Regions from separate parts of the Homo sapiens genome. Here region 2 is linked to region 1. Evidence: chromatin contacts called from ENCODE Hi-C or POLR2A ChIA-PET data. All regions are on one chromosome and are shown on one strand. Each heading gives the region's core, a stretch centred on a gene start or an enhancer-like site at or near the end of the contact. The rest is flanking DNA. Distances are from core to core; before and after follow the strand shown.

Region 1 (5,250 bases), core at 238-2,737:
ACTTCTTGGAGGCTTGGCTGGAGTTAAGGTTATGTCAAATTTTTGCCCTTGATTTCCCAGAAGGATGAAGACATTCAACCTCCCCAGCCTGTACGTGGGAAGCTGACGAGGAATTAGGTGTAGGGGTAGGAGAGAAATTGAGTTTGTAGAATATAGAAGAGTGGTATTTTATTTTATTTTATTTTATTTTATTTTATTTTATTTTATTGCTTATTTATTTATTTGTTTTTGAGACGGAGTCTTGCTCTGCCGCCCAGGCTGGAGTATAGTGGAGCAATCTCAGCTCACTGCAACATCCGCCTCCCACGTTCAAGCGATTCTCCTGCCTCAGCCTCCTGAGTAGCTAGGATTACAGGCATAAGCCACCCCGCCAGGCTAATTTTTGTACTTTTAGTAGAGATGGAGTTTCACCATGTTGGCCAGGCTGGTCTGAAACTCCTGGCCTCAAGACATCCACCCGCCTTGGCCTCCCAAAGTGCTGAGATTACAGGCGTGAGCCACTGAGCCTGGCCTTATTTTATTATTTTATTTTTTTGAGACAGAGTCTCACTCCGTCACCCAGGCTGGAGTGCAGTGGCACCATCTTGGCTCACTGCAACCTCCGCCTCCCGGGTTCAAGCGATTTTCCTGCCTCAGCCTCCTGAGTAGCTGGGAGTACAGGGACAAGCCAACACACTCAGCTAATTTTTGTATTTTTAGTAGAGACAGGGTTTTGCCACGTTAGCTAGGCTGGTCTTGAACTTCTGACCTCAATGACCTGCCTGCCTCACCCTCCCAAAGTGCTGGGATTAAAGGCATGAGCCACCGCACCCCGCCAGAAGAGTGACATTTTAAAAGCAGCCGACTCTTCTTGTTCTTAATATTTAAAACCCCAACCATATTACACAGGTTGTTACCATTTTACAGATGCAGAAATCGAGGCGCAGAGAAGCAACTGACCTAAAGTACACAGTTAATAGATGGAGCCATAATTCAAATGTAGGCAATGTGAGACCAGAGCCCAATTTTAACCACTGTGTCTGACTGCTTCCTGCATGACATACCTTGTTAGGCTGAAGTGATTCGAGTAAAATGATGATCCTCACTCTATGGAAGAGAAGCAGAGCTGGCCCCAGTAGTGGTCACATTTCTCTCCCAACTCCTCAAAGGTTCTCAGACCACCCGATTTTAAATAAAATCACTCACCAGCTTCTAAATGCAATAGTAGACCAAACATAAGGAGAACATTTCCTTTCTGCATCTTCATCTGTCTCTTTGTGGCTGGAAAGCAAGATGCCTGGGTCCTAGATGTACCAAGACTTTAGAGGGCAAAGAACAGAGGATTCTTGAGAAAGGGGACTTGAAGGTGAAGAGATAAAGGCTGGTGCTTCCAGGAGCGTGGGTCTCCTACGTTTGTGTTCCTGGGAAGAATCTTGGACTCAGGCGTGGGCAGCTGGATGCCTGGGTTCCTTAGGCTTCCTCCAGGCAATGTAGTTGCCTCTTTCTCTGTTGTGAAAGAGCTGCAGGGGCCTTTATAGCTTCATATGGTCTGAGGAGGGGTGGGGCAGTTGACCTGACAGTCTGCCAACTACAGGCAGGTGAGAGAACGATACCAAGCCTGGGACGGAATAGAGCAGGGGTCAAGAGGAAGGTGAGAAAGGAGAATGACATGACCACACTAGGCAGGGTGCTTGGCTGGGTTGCAGCAGGAAGTAGAATGGGATGAGGAGATCATGGTTGTCAGAGTGGAAGGGACCCACCCTTTGAAGCAGGGATCGGGTTAGAAACCTGTTGCAGCTCAAGAATTTGTTTTCTGGTCAGGAAGTCCTGTGGGCCTGCTTTAGCATGAAAGAAGCCCTAATGAACTGAGCCAAGAGAGTAGGACCTCACATCTCTACAGCAAACAGTAATAGGTGACGCAAAAGAGACCAGTAACTAGGACTCTGGGCTCCTGGGTTATGGGCAGAAGACAAATGGAGTATTACTGAGTATGCAGTAAGCACTCAACAATGCACATTGAAGGAACAGGGGAAGAGAGATCCAGAAGACATAATGAAGAGAGATAATGAAAACATGTTTGGGGTCTCTGGGGCATGAGAACTGAGGGTGTGGGAGAGTATTGAATACGCCCCCTGTCAGACTCATAGCAGGAGAAGGAAGGTAGGGTCTCCTTCTGACCCTCAACCATAGGAGCTCCCCTCTGTTTTGTTTTTGTTTTCAGACGGCTGTATAGGAGCCTTTCCACCCTGAGATCCTTCTGATGTGCCTTAGCATCAGTTCCAAGGAAGCGTCTCTCAGGAGAGTACACACCTTAGGGAGAGACACAGTGCCATATCGGGACACAGTCTGATGGGAGGAGGGAGATCAACAGTCCAAGTCCTGGAGGAGGCTTGAATTTGGTCTGGACACTTGGGTATGGCCAGCAGAGGGGAAACAGTCAGCTAAAAGAGCGTGACTGAAGAGACCCAAATGAGCAGAGGGTTTGGGGAGGTCTGAGATGGCATCTGTGACCAGGCTGATGGGGTTCCAATATACAGTCTGTATTTTCTGTCATAGTCCATTGGTGTTGCTATAAAGGAATCCCTGACTGTGGGTGACATAGAGAAAAGAGGCTTATTTGCCTCACGGTTCTGCAGGCTGTATGAGAAGCATGGCACCAACGTCTGCACTGGTGAGGGCTTCAAAAAGCTTCCACTCGTGGCCGAAGGAGAAGGGGAGCCGGTTTGCACAGATCATATAGCGAGAGAGAGGAAGCTGGAAAGAAGGAATGGAGGAGGTGACAGGATCTTTTCAACAACCAGTTCTTGTGGGAACTAAGAGTGAGAACTCACTGGTTGAGAATGGCACCGAGCTGTTCATGAGGGATCTGTTTCAACCACCCAAACTCCTCCCACCAGGCTCCACCTCCAACATTGGGAATCAAATTTCAACATGAGACTTGGCAGGGTTTAACAACCACATCCAAACCATTGCAATGACCAAAGTGAGTTGTCTGCATTTCCCCCAACAATGACGAGAAGCTTCCTGGAAGACACAGTCTCTCAGATAGTTTATTTGTAGGCGAACGAGCTTTCCTGACATGCAAGTTCTGTTAGAAGGAAGCTGGCAAGCAGGAGGTGGCTGAAGACATGAAGGAGCTCTGAATGAGTGAGCTGGAGAAACAGAAAGGGTCAGCGGTGTGCTGGGAAAGGCTCAGAAGTGAGTCTGCCTAGTGGCTGTGATGGGAAGTTCCAGAGGGTCAGGTATGCGGGAACGCTCAGTGACAGGTTGGGTCCTGGACTCCCAGCAATTCTTCTGATGTGCCAGTATTCTGCAGCTGAAAAGCCAATAGCACTCTAAGAATTTTCTTCTTCCAGAATTATTTAGAAACTGAGATCCTGGATTCAAGTCCAAATTTCACCTTTTAGAGGGTACTCTGAAAATTGTAGCGCGCATACTTATCAGAGCCTAATGTAATTAATATCTTTACTCGCTATCAAAATAACACAAAGACCTCAGAACATTTTAATTCGTATTACCCATCTCCCAAATCATACCCTAATATCATCAAGTATTTTAATTCCTTCTTGTTTGTTAACTTCATGAAAGATTATTGTAAAAAAAAAATTATTGTTGTCTGCTTACACACCCTCAGCCTGAACGCAGTCACACAGCCATGTTAAGCTGCAAGAGAAACTGAGAAAGACTGTCTCTAGCTGGGTAGACGTGTGCTCAGCTGACACTTGAGAGATCTGTTGCTAAAGGTGGAGAATGGGTGTTAGCAGACAACCATAAAGCCGTGACATGATCCAGCAACCCCACTGCTGAGGAGGTAGCCAAAAGAAAAGAAATCAGTGTATCAAAGAAATATCCGCACTCCAACGTTTGTTGCAGCACTGTTTGCAATAGCTAAGATTTGGAAGTGTCTATTAATGGATGAATGAATAAAGAAAGTGTGGTACAGGCCGGGCGCAGTGGCTCACACCTATAATCCCAGCACTTTGGGAGGCCGAAGTGGGTGGATCATAAGGTCAGGAATTCAAGACCAGCCTGGCCAACATGGCAAAATCCCATCTCCACTAAAAATACAAAAATTAGCCCAGTGTGGTGACGGGCGCCTGTAATCCCAGCTACTCGAGAAGCTGAGGTAGGAGAATTGCTTGAACCTGGGAGACGGAGGTTGCAGTGAGCCAAGATTGTGCCATTGCACTCCAGCCTGGGCGACAGAGTGAGACTCCATCTCAAAAAAAAAAAAAAAAAAAGAGCCAGGCACGGTCATGCCTGTAATCCCAGCACTTTGGGAAGCACAGGTGGGCAGATCATGATGTCAGGAGTTCGAGACCAGCCTGGCCAGCATGGTGAAACCCCATCTCCACTAAAAATACAAAAATTAGCCGGGCGTGGTGGCAGGCATCTGTAATCCCAGCTACTCGGGAGGCTGAGGCAGAAGAATTGCTTGAACCTGGGAGGCAGCGGTTGCAGTGAACCCAGATCGAGCCACTGCCCGCACTCCAGCCTGGATGACAGAGCAAGTCTCCATCTCGGAAAAAAAAAAAAAAAAAAGAAAAGAAAAGAAAAGAAAACGTGGTACATATACATAGTAGAGCATCATTCAGCCATAAAGAAAGAATGAGATCCAGTCATTTGCAACAACATCGCTGGACATGGAGATCATTATGTTAAGTGAAAAACCCGGCACAGAAAGACAAACATTGCATGTTCTCATTTATTTGTGGGATCTAAAAATCAAAAACAACTGAACTCATGGACATAGAGTCTAGAAGAATGGTTACCAGAGGCTGGGAAAGGTAGTGGGGAGGACTGGGGGAGGTAGAGATGGTTAATGAATGAATTAATTAAATGAATTAAATTAATTTAAAAAAACAAATGAATTAAAAAGAATGAATAAGACCTACTCTTTGATAGCACAACAGGGTAACTATAGTGAATAATAACTTAATTGTATATATTAAAATAACATAAAGAGTGTAATTGGATTTTTTGTAACTCAAAGGATAAATGCTTGAGGGGATAGATACCCCATTCTCCACGATGTGCTGATTTCACATTGCATACCTGTATCAAAACATCTCATGTACCCCATAAATATATACACCTACTATGTACCACAAAAAGTAAAAATAAAAAAAATTAAAAATAAAGCCAGGACGTACATTTAAACCTACTTACCTTATATTCTGTATTTAATAATTTCAATACCTAAAGTCTTTGAGGATCTGATACTGCTGTCTAGCTTTTTGGTTTTGTTTTCTTCCTTGCTGGTTTTCACTC
Region 2 (4,866 bases), core at 853-3,352, 43 kb after region 1:
TGGGCACAGCCATGCACCAGCTCTGATTCACACTCCAGTTCCACCCGACCTCATCACAACCCGAGCCCAGCCTCAAGCCCTCCCCACCTGTAACCCACTCACTCTTGTCTTCAAAATCTGCAGAATGGGAGCAGCCAGCTCCCCTTGTCCTCCCCACCCCTCCCTCCATGCCGCCCAGCCACGCCTATCTCCTCTCCGAGACCACGCCCACATGGCCCCATCGGAATCTCAGGAATTCAGATCTCCGCCCTGAAGCAAATCTCAGAGCGACTGTGTATGGAGTGGATTCCCTTCCGCCCCCTGCAGGTTCCTCTTCCTTAAGCTGCAAGATGGAAGGAGGAGAGAGCAGCCAGTGGACAATCCGCCTGAGAGGAAGGGGAAGGAAAGGCGGGAGAGATGGGGCCGGGAGGTGTTGGGCAGCTGTGGTACCTCTGTCTCCAGACCCTCAAGGTAGGGGAGACAGACATCAAGTCAGGGCACAGACAGGACGCACTGCTGAGACCTTTCAGAGGCAGCTCAAAGATTCCTCAGTCATCGCCATTCACCACCCACCTGCCCCTGCCTCCACCCCTGGCCTCAACCTGACTGTGCTCAGGGAAGGGGCACTGCCTCTAATATCACCCTGTGGATGGCTCTGTCCTTGGATGACTGTCCAGTGGGTAGATAGTGTCTCTGAATCTGCTGTTCTACATCTGCCTTGTGGAGACCCTCCTCCAAATTGCCCAGGCCCTCCACACCGCCCCTGTGTTCAGCATCTCTGCTCCCCGGGTTCAGTAGCAGTCCGTTTCTTGACTAAGTGAACTAATTTCATAATTTCATCTTATCTTTAGGGTATGTTTTGTTCGTCGAACTTGTCCATAGTCATTTTCCCATCAAAGTCCTGAGATGTTTCCCAACTGTAAGACAGGGACAGAGCCTTTGACGCACACTTTTCTGAGTCTCCATGTGGATTAAATGAGTAAATGTGGATGAAGTCCCTAGAGCAACACCTGGTGCAGTGTAAATGCTCTGTAGGCATCAAATACTGGTACGGCTGGGCAGCAGCATCCAGCCCATTTTACAGATGGTGTGGAAGGCCAGAGTAGGCAAATGGGTCAGAGTCAGGACTGGAAGCTAGGTCTGCACAAAACAGAGCTCTCAGGAGAGAAGCTCCACCTGTCCCCCCAGGGCTGGGGGCAGTGGAGCTGGAATCCCTGCTTACCTCCCTCTAGCTGTGAGATATGGGACATAATCATTGTGAATCCACTCTCCTCAACTATAAGATGGGATATTATTAGCCACCTCAGGGGATGCTGAGATGAAATGAGATGAGTCTCTGGGCACGGTGGCTCTCACTTGTAATACCAGCACTTTGGGAGGCCGAGGCAGGCGGATCACTTGAGGCCAGGCATTTGAGACCAGCCTGGCCAACATGGTGAAATCCTGTCTCTACTAAAAATACAAAAAAATGAGCCAGGCGTGGTGGCAGGTGCCTGTAATCCCAGTTACCCAGGAGACTGAGGCAGAAGAATCGCTTGAACCCGGGAGGCAGAGGCTGCAGTGAGCCAAGATTGTGCCACTGCACTCCAGCCTAGGCAACAGAGCAAGACTCCTTCTCAAAAAAAAAAAAAAAAAAAAGAAGAAGAAGAAGAAGAAGAAGAAAGAAATCACCATGAGCAGCTGTGAATTCCGTGCACGGTGCTCAATGAATGTCAGGTGCCTACCCCCACCATCCAGGGCTGGCAGCCTCTACAGTGTCTTTATGCAAACTTGAAGAAACCCCCTCTGGATGGGTGCAGCCCTGTGAGCCATGTTTTAAAGAGCAGAGCACAGGCTGGATTTCATCTCCTACTACATGTCCCTTAGCCAGCAAACTTGAGCAGAGAACACTCTAGACAACTGTCTGTAGCAGCCCCGTGCCCGCCCCCTTCATTCATTTCTATTTGTTGTCCAACGCTATGAACACTAAGAAACAAGCTGTTTCTGTCTTCTGTATCCCCTGTGGGCATCTTACCTGCCCCCCAAGAAGCTAGAAGGAAGAGGAGGCAGCACTGGAGGCCAAAGGCGGAGCAGAGGCTGTGGACCGGCTGGGCCATGTCGGAGCTGGGTGGCTGCTTGGGGACCATGGGCTGCGGACCCCTCACCTTATATGGAGCCAATCTTGACGTCATGGGGGCTGGGGCTCCTCAGGACTAAGTCTTAAACAAATGGAGCCACCCCAACCCACAGGGGAGCCCTGATAAGAGGAGACCGCAGCTGCTGCGTCATGGAGCCAGGCACCTGGGTGCCTGCCGAGGGGTGGGATCTGGGGGCAGGGCAGAGGAACCAGAAAGGAGCAGGCACCTGAGCCAGCCCCAGTGGAGGGAAGTGAGGGTGGCGCCTCCAGGGCTCTGGGGAAGTGGGGAGCAGATGGCTCAGTTCTAGAAGGACTGAGCTCTGGCTGGGAGCAGGATGGGGTGGGGTTCACGTTCTGATCTGTGTCCAGCTTCACGCGCACCCTCCCACCTCTCCCGCATCAGCCCAGCTTCCACACCCCTTATTCACACATGGTCATTCTTGCCACCTTGGGCGGAGCTGTCCGCGAGGATCAGGTGAAAGAGCAAAGGCGAGAGAAAGCCCTCGAATGACCCTCGCTGCAGAGAAAGGTGCTTCATGATGTTCAGAGGTCATACAACAATATGTGGAGAGTGCAGAGGCAGTGACAGAGACAAGACACAGAACCACAGGGACATATGTCACACCCCTCACCAGGGACACAGACAGGTCAGGCCACCCAGAAGGACCGAGGCCAAGATCTTTGGCCAAGAGATGCTCGGTGTACAGGGGCTTCTGCTTTCACTCTACCTCTTCCCTCCCACCTCAGCTCAGCGGCTGTCTCTTTGTCTCGAAGTCCCCATTCACTCCTATACAGAAATGCAGACATCTCATTTTTAGGAGCACCCCAGAGCTCCCCCTTCCCTTCCTCACTTCCTGCCTAAAGCAAGCATTAGCTCAGAGACTCCCTTGTCTCCCCAGTGACAGTGCCTGGGGCTGGAGTAGGGGAGGACAGACTCCCTGGGTCTCTAGCACAGAGAAGTCACAACCCCTTTCTGCCCACTGTGGGTCTCCATGGAAAGTAAGCACCTTGGATCCCTGCTGTGTCATCAGAGCCTAGGACAGTGTCTGGCACACAGTAGGCAATCAATAAATGTTTCCACTCCGCCTGGATGGAGTGGAAGCCAGGGCCGGAGGATGCCTTTCTGAGGGAAGTGGGGGCAGGCAAAGGCCATAGAGAGGTCCAGGACCTGAGGGCAGGAGGCCAGGCCCTCAGGGCATTTGGGCTCATGAGAGGACTAGAGAACTGGACATGTGGGTTCCTCTCCTTACTTGGTGTGACTTGTCCCTAAGCCCTGGGCAGGGCTGGAATAGGTGGGAAGAGGAGAGGAGGCCAACTGCTTATTAATGTGATTAATGGGAGATTAATGAGGCTCCGTGGAGTCAGGCCAAAGACTGACTACTCAGAACTGGGCAGCCTGCCTCCCAGGCAATATATCCTGCAGGATGGAGAAACTAAGGCAGACACAGGCTGTCCTCTGCAACTCCATGTAGACTCGGGTGACTGACAGTCCCCCTTTTCACTGGTCCCCTTCCCCCCCCCCCTTTCCCCAGGGACCCAAGCCTCTAGGACGGTGGTTCTGTACAGGGAGGAGTAATTTTGCCCACATCAGGGAACATTTGGAAATTTCTGGAGACATTTTTGTCACAATTTGGAGTGGGATGCTACTGGCATCTAGGGGGTAGAGGCCAGAGATGCTGTGGGACATCCTATAATGCCCAGAGCAGTCTCCACAGCAAAGAATTATCCAGCCCAGGACACCAATTGTGCTGAAGTGGAGGATCTCTGCTTTAGAATAAGCACTAACCAGTGTTTGTGAATGAACACCCCCTTCCCTTCTCTCTGAGCTACAACTCCACCCCAAGGACGCTGATGTCTGGGATGGAGAAACCTGGAGGTAGGTGGAGGCCCAAAACAGTCTCTTACAGTCAGTCTATGTTGCTTCATCTGAGCTGGAGGCTGAGAGGCCAGTCACGAAACAACTCTGCCAACTACCATTGTTTGGGCATTTCTATGTACTGAAGAATGTACTAAGCACCTCACCTATGAGTTATCACCTGTCACCCTCACTTTACAGATGAGGATAAATGAGCCTCGGATCAGGGAATGACTTGCCCTGGTAACTGGCAGAGACCAGACTTGGCCCTTCCGGGCCCACATGACACAAAAGCCCATGCACTTGGGCAAACCCACAGCATCTGGGAGACAAGTGGAGGAAGTGCCATTTTATTTAGCAATAACTTGTTCACCACCCTCCCATAGCAGACCGAGGGGGCACCACAGAGGAGGGTCCTGCACCTGCCCTGAGGGGAGAGAATCAGAGGGCCTTGGGGGCTCAAGAGCCAGCCTGAGGGGGCTCCCTGTGGAGGGAAGTGAGAAGGGAAGCCGTGAGCAGACTGTCCTCAGCTAAAGAGCTTCTCTGGTCGTCAGGGAGGAGGGTGGGACTAGGAAGAGAGGGTGAGGGGCAGGGGTTCCAGCTGTCCAGACCTGGGCTCCGTGAGGGCTGGAAGGTGCCTGCAGACCACTTAGCCCTGGTCCTTCCTTCTACAGATGAGAAAACTGCCCTCGGAGAAGCTGGGCACCTTCCCGCAGTCTGCATGGCTGGCGGCAGGACAGAGAGCAGAATCTTGTGACTGACAGTAGACTCCTCCTTACGCTGTGGGTGGAAGAGACCTGGGGGGGCCAGTGACCCCAGGAATCTACCTGCAGGAAATGGTCCCAGCTAAGGTGAATGGGATAGGGGAGTCTGGGAATGAGACTATCTGGGAGAGGAAGAAGGAAGGCCAAAGGGT

What was found. A loop is a pair of places that touch in the nucleus more often than their neighbours do. ChIA-PET counts read pairs that join two places held with the same protein, here RNA polymerase II (POLR2A). Pooled maps may share reads with other maps.
Region 2: a loop to region 1 is called in a map of PC-3, with 2.0 times the contacts of the local background. The contact joins the promoter of MUCL3 here to the promoter of MUC21 in region 1. A Hi-C loop is called at or near these places in 3 of 168 maps with a recorded cell type or tissue (CD4-positive, alpha-beta T cell, PC-3 and posterior cingulate gyrus) and 3 of 50 pooled maps. POLR2A ChIA-PET finds 5 or more read pairs at or near these places in 11 of 52 experiments (AG04450, CD4-positive, alpha-beta T cell, HEK293 and 7 more).

The regions. Positions count from the first base shown.
Region 1 is chr6:30,979,955-30,985,204 of GRCh38, reverse strand. It overlaps MUC21 (mucin 21, cell surface associated), which reads right to left and starts at 1,487. Exons shown (of 3, transcript NM_001010909.5): 1 at 1,186-1,487. The coding sequence starts at 1,246.
Region 2 is chr6:30,938,209-30,943,074 of GRCh38, reverse strand. MUCL3 (mucin like 3) reads right to left here and starts at 2,102. Exons shown (of 3, transcript NM_080870.4): 1 at 1,994-2,102. The coding sequence starts at 2,075. It overlaps LOC124901299, which reads right to left. Exons shown (of 3, transcript XM_047419624.1): 3 at 4,169-4,773. The coding sequence ends at 4,619. RefSeq lists enhancers at 1,429-2,266, 4,686-4,866.